Linked DNA regions of Homo sapiens: region 2 is linked to region 1. A link is a loop called in an ENCODE intact Hi-C map of the cell type or tissue named here. Cell type or tissue: mammary epithelial cell. All regions are shown on one strand. Each heading gives the region's core, and the rest is flanking DNA. Links, peaks and the distances in the headings are about the cores only. Region 1 has its middle 82 kb from the start of MIR181B1. Region 2 overlaps LINC01221 (long intergenic non-protein coding RNA 1221).

Evidence for each region. A loop is a pair of places that touch in the nucleus more often than their neighbours do. Peaks named below come from ENCODE experiments on the same cell type or tissue, not always from the same donor. Only the 100,000 strongest peaks of a DNase experiment are listed, where the experiment ranks them.
Region 2: a loop joins it to region 1, with 15 times the contacts of the local background. A loop is called at or near these places in 6 of 110 quality-filtered maps.

What each region holds. Positions count from the first base shown.
Region 1 is chr1:198,775,066-198,777,979 of GRCh38, forward strand. No RefSeq gene overlaps it. Among named protein-coding and RNA genes, the nearest start is that of MIR181B1, 82 kb to the right of the region's middle. In mammary epithelial cell, for the core only: no CTCF peak of the experiment used is centred there; a DNase peak (open chromatin) is centred at 1,676; H3K27ac peaks cover 1,817 bases.
Region 2 is chr1:199,045,504-199,048,417 of GRCh38, forward strand. The region is part of intron 2 of LINC01221 (long intergenic non-protein coding RNA 1221); the gene reads left to right. Among named protein-coding and RNA genes, the nearest start is that of LINC01222, 28 kb to the left of the region's middle. In mammary epithelial cell, for the core only: a CTCF peak has its summit at 1,338; no DNase peak of the experiment used is centred there.

The sequences.
Region 1 (2,914 bases), core at 254-2,753:
ACTTCTTCCTCCAGCCTTTGTTGCTTAGTGAGAGTCATTTATATTAATGTGCCTTGCAATGAGAAGTCAGTCAGGTGTCATGAAATTCATTGTCATGTAGAACATAAGGAGTGTCTACCTTATTAGACTTATTTTTTTTAAATGGGGACATAACTGTTCACTTTCCTTCAGAAAATATTGTATTGAAATAAGATAATTTTCAAAAATAAAGGCAAACATTTTACGTGTTTAATTATGTTTTTTAAGTTGTATTGATTTTTTTTTCCTGTTTGAGTATCCTTTTCTATCCATGTTACTGCTGTATATAACAATTGATTGTTAGAGAAATTGCTTGACTTTACCTCTCACCTTTGGTTAAAAATATAAAGAGCTACTTCACTCTTTAGATAGATAGTTTTTCTTTTATCCTTAGTAGTACATTGACTAACATTTTACACCACCCCCCCTAAAAAAAATCCCCAAAGGGAATCAAAATGAAAAAAAAATGAAAAAAAACAAGCCTATTATTTGTGTCTGCTTTTAGAACTCAAATTAATTAGTTAGATGAAATCAAGTTCTATTATTAATCTAACTAAATATACTGAGTATAGAGTAATTTCAGACATCTTCCCTTCACCAAGTTTATTTAAGGTTCTTTGGCAGGAACTGGTGCTGGAATAGGCAGCTTCTTGGATGCTTTCTACTTGCAATTTGATACCTAATGGTTTTCCTTTTGGCTGAGAAACTTCACAAACAGAAATGAGCGCTTGATCATGTGACTCGAGCACTGCAGGAGCTTGGGTCTGTGGAAACAAGGCGGGGGCAGCGGTCATGGGATGAAGACTGCTCGTGGTTGCTGTGTTCAAGATGTAGCAGGCGAAGAATACATCCTGAGAAGGATAAAGCCATGTCCTTAGAGTTCAGGCATGACCTCTGAGAGCTGGTTGAACATCCTCCTCCATCCCGGGTGAAGCAGCTGCTTCCACTCTGCTGGATACCCTTTTGGCGCAAGGCAGAATGCATCAAAACTGTGTGGAGTGAAACGCGTGAACCCTGTTCTACCAACAGTCACACAATTCAGGGAAATTTGCTTTGCTGTTCTTAGCTTCATGGTTTTCATCTCTAAAATTGGGATAATATTTAAAAGTTACCATTTATTCAAGACAATGAGCCAACCACTGTGTTAAGTACTTTATATTTTCTCATTTAATCCTAAGTGGAAAAGCAACAAAGAAGTAGAGTTTAATCGTATGAGTCTATGTTCTGACCTCCTTATGCCCCACTTTTCTCTTCCGTAACCTGGAAATCATGACGGTTTTTACCTTCCAGCATTGTGAAGATTACTTGAGATAACGAACACAAATATTTACGAAAGTGATTGATCCACGGTAAGAATTCAGTAGATGATGGCTGTGATTAACAGTCCTCAAAAGGTAGCTATTATTCCCACTTTAAGGATGTGGAAATTGGTACCAATAACAGTTGCTAAGTAGTAGATCTGGGATTCAAGCATAGGTCTACTGGCTATTAAAACTTAGCTCAAACCACAAGGCTAATAAAAATTCCTGTTGCCCAAACCTTCTCATTCCCTTGGCCTTTTTTCCCACCCAGCCTGTCTTAGCTGGGCCTATTGGTCTCTATGGAGCACACTAACAGTCATTTCTACTCATCTAGTTCCCAGACAAACCCTGATTTGAGAGAGGAAGTTTCAAACCAGACTCAGCTTCTCCATCCTTTGAGGCTGGATATTGAGTCACTCTTCCTGTTACTGTTAACTCAGGACAAAGAGTTCCAGCACTAACCACAGAGTCTTGTCCTGTTCAGTAAAGAATGCACCACAGCCACCTCATGAGAAAGAGGAAGGCCTTCTGACTCCGGCCGCTGCCTCTCAGTCCCACTCCTGCAGTCGCCTCTGTATCTCTTCCCCTCTTGTCCTCCACACTCTACGGTTCTCAAAACCAGGCTCTGCTTGCTATTAGTACTGACAACACTGTCATCCACACTTTATATACGTCCCTTCTAATATTTATTGTATCCCTTGTGGCGACTATTAGTATCTCAAATTTAGATTGGAGAAGCAAATTTAGAATGATTAAATAATGTGTACAAGGTCACACAACCATTTATCTTTATAATGATAATAATCTGCATTTATTATTCATGAATATTTCAAAATCACCTAGAACAAGGTTTCTCAAGCCCAGCATTATTCCAGCCAGTGGAGACAGTGTGCTGTCCCCATTTGTTGACAGAGCACTGAATTTACAAACATTAACTCTACTTATACCTCATTACCTCTACTCTCATCCCATTGGCCATAATTAACTATATGGCCACACCTAACTAGGCTGGGATATGTGGCTTTTATGTCCATACAAAAAGCAGAAATTCTGTTACTATAGAAGAAGAACATAGAAATTGGCAACAACTAGCAATATTTGCCACAACACTTCATAGTGTTATCATGAGTACCAAGTGCACTGTGAATGTGACAGTGCTTTTGTAAGTTCAAAAGGACTGAACTAATACTGGCTGCAGACTTCTAAAGAAACCCTTGCACCACAAATCTTGAAATGGTACCAACTCATGAAAATAAGTAATAGTTAGCAACAATCACATCAAGTTTCCCCAGGCGCAACTAGCTTCACTTCAACTGGGAATTGCCACGAAAACCAGGGTTTATGCTGCTGAGTGAAGTACACAATGATCACAGGAATTCTGGATTTGGAAGATTTTACCATTAGCTGTGCTGCAAATCATTTGATTTTCATGCCATTTTTCTAGACTGGGATGAAAACACACACACACACACACACACACACACACACACACACCTCTCATTTACTGTAGTTCTCACATAGACATCTGAAAAAGGAGTCTACTGATTGTACACCTTATATTCAAGGACCTTTGACTTGGGAATTGAGTTTGTCAG
Region 2 (2,914 bases), core at 160-2,659, 270 kb after region 1:
CATATTAAATATGACCAAAATAATTTTCTACAAATTGAACCTGATATTATTGTATTACTCAAGTTAATGTATAATGCATTCTACACTTTTCTCCACTTTTACAAAATACTTATATTGCATTATTGCTCAGTCAGTTTATTGGATAATGTTGATCACTGTAGACATCTTTAAAAGTGCAGGACATGGGGAAGGGGGAACAAGATGGCTGATTAGATGCAGCCAGGAGGCACTGCTCCCACTCAGAGAGACCAAATTATCAAGTAAACCACCATAATTCGGGAATGTCTTCAGAAAGAAAATGCCGAACTCAATGAAGAGGTGATGCTGAAGCTGAGACTGAACAGGGAGGAAGCTGGGAACCCCATGCAGGGTACCTGAATGCTAGAGCTAGCTCCTGAACCTGAATGGTTCCTGGGAAAGAAGTGAATGAAGGATGACTCACACTTGTCATGAACCTCTGGGATCCTTGCTACAGGGGACCCCACATCCCCCATGGACTTATGAATTGTCTGGAGGATCTTCCTAGGGAGCAGGCAGAGACAAGCCTTCAGACAGCATGGAGCCTGGGAGCGTTTGTTCACTGGGCAGCTCCAGCAGAGAGCAGCCATAGATGGCCACGCTCCAGGGATCTCTATGCACCTCCGGGAGGCACTGGCCTTAGCTGACCTCTGAGCTAAGAGAGAGCAGGGCTGGTTTCCCTGTGGGACTAGAGCACGTGTATTCCATAAGCCCTCCTGCCCACTGGCCTCTCCTGCCCACTGGCCCCCATAGGGTCCATGCCTAACTGTTCTGCAGAAAAAAGTTCACAGTGAGGCCTCTGCAGTCCAGTCTGAGTGCATTGTTCCACAAGAATACTTTCCTGGTAACCCAAGAGCACATCAGATCCCTCAGCACAACTAGAACCCAACTCTGAGCCATGGGATACCCCCAGGGATGCAGCACACAGCTGGGGAGAATGAGCCAAGCTCTGTAGCCTGCACCTGAGCAGGGAAGGAGCCCCCATCTTAAAAGCACTGCAACAGGTGAGATGCACAGGTTCTTGGGCCAGGGTGGAAGTGGGGTGAGCTTCCTTCTGAAGGACCATTCCAGAAAGGCTGTGGCATATCTCCCTGCTGTAGCCTTTCCTTAAGGGAGCCCCACGGCCCAGAGCACCTAACAAAAGAAATGTGGACATGGTGCCATTGATTGAAAGGGGCTCCCCAGTGGGCCATGAGCAGACCTGGTGAGGGAGTAGTGTATCTCCCCTCAACCACAGAGCATGTCTGCAAACTGAGTGAAGTACATAAAGTGGTACAGTTTGGTATTAGCCTACCTATAAGCCATTACTCTTAAGCACCATCTACTGCATCACAGCCCAAACTACAACAACAAAAATTATCCTGCTAATAACATATATGCCTGTGAAAACAAGCACAACAATTCACCCATACATAAAGATCCTATGCAGAGCCCTGACCCTCAGAAAGCATCCAGAAATGAAGCCAAGTGACTATACTCAACTTATATCATAGTTAAATGAACACCAACCCTCCAAAATGAGAAAGAATCAGCACAATAATTCTGCTAATTCATAAGGCCAGTATGTCCGCTTACCTCCAAACGAGTCCACTAGCTCCCCAACAATGGTTCTTAACCAGCCTGAAATGACAGACATAGAATTCAGAATCTGGATGGCAAGGACACTCATCAAGTTTCAGGAGAATACTGAAATCCAATCCAGTGAATTCAAGGAATCCAGTAAAATAATCCCAGAGCAACAGTCATTCTAAGAAAAAAAAAAAAACAAAACTGAAATTCTAGAAAAATTCACTACAAGAATTTCATAATACAATTAGATGTATTAAGAACAGAAAAGACTAAGCTGAGGAAAGAATCTCAGAGCTTGAAGGCTGGTTCTTTAAGTTAACTCAGACCAAAAAAAAAAGATAAGAAAAAGAAGTTTTAAGGAATGAACAAAACCTCCAAGAAATATGGGATTATATAAAGAGACAAAATCTATGACTCCTTTCTATTCCTGAGAGAGAATAAGCAATTTGGGAAATATATTTGAGGATATAGTCCATTAAAAGTTTCCTAATCTCACTAGAGAGGTTGGCATGCAAATAAATATAGAAAACCCCAGCTAGATACAATGTAAGACTACCATCCCCAAGGAACATAGTCATTAGATTCATCAAGATCAACACAAATGAAAAAATCTTAAAGTCAACCAGAGAGAAGGTCAAATCACATCCAGAGGGAACTTTATGAGGTTAGCAGCAAACTTCTCAGCAGAAACCTTATAAACCAGAAGAGATTGAGGGCCTATTTTCAGCATTGTTAGAAAAAAAAATTCCAATCAAAAATTTCATATCCTACCAAACCAAGCTTCATAAGTGAAGGAGAAATAAAATCCTTTTCAGATAAGCAAACACTGAGGGAATTTGTTTCAAAGAAACCAGACTTACAACAGGTCCTTAGAGAGTGCTAAACATGGAATGAAAAAAACACCTGCTACCACAAAACACACCTAAGCAGATAGCCCACAGGCACTTTAAAGCAACTGCACAACCAGCTAACAGGATCAAAAATCACACATATCAATGCTAACCTTGAATTAAGTGGGGTCAAACACTCCATTTAAAAGACATAAAGTGGCAAGCTGAATGGAAAGACAAGACCCAACCATCTGTTGTCTTCAAGAGACCCATCTCATATATAATGACACTCATTGGCTCAAAGGGTTGAGAAAGATCTACCATGCAAACAGAAAAGAAAAAAGAGAAGAAGTCACTATTTTTATATAAGAAAAAATAGACTTTAAGCCAATAAAAATGTAGAAGGACCATGAAGGACATTACACAATGATAAAGGGTATAATTCAACAAGACTTAACCATTCTAAATATATATGCACCCAACACTGGAGGACTCAG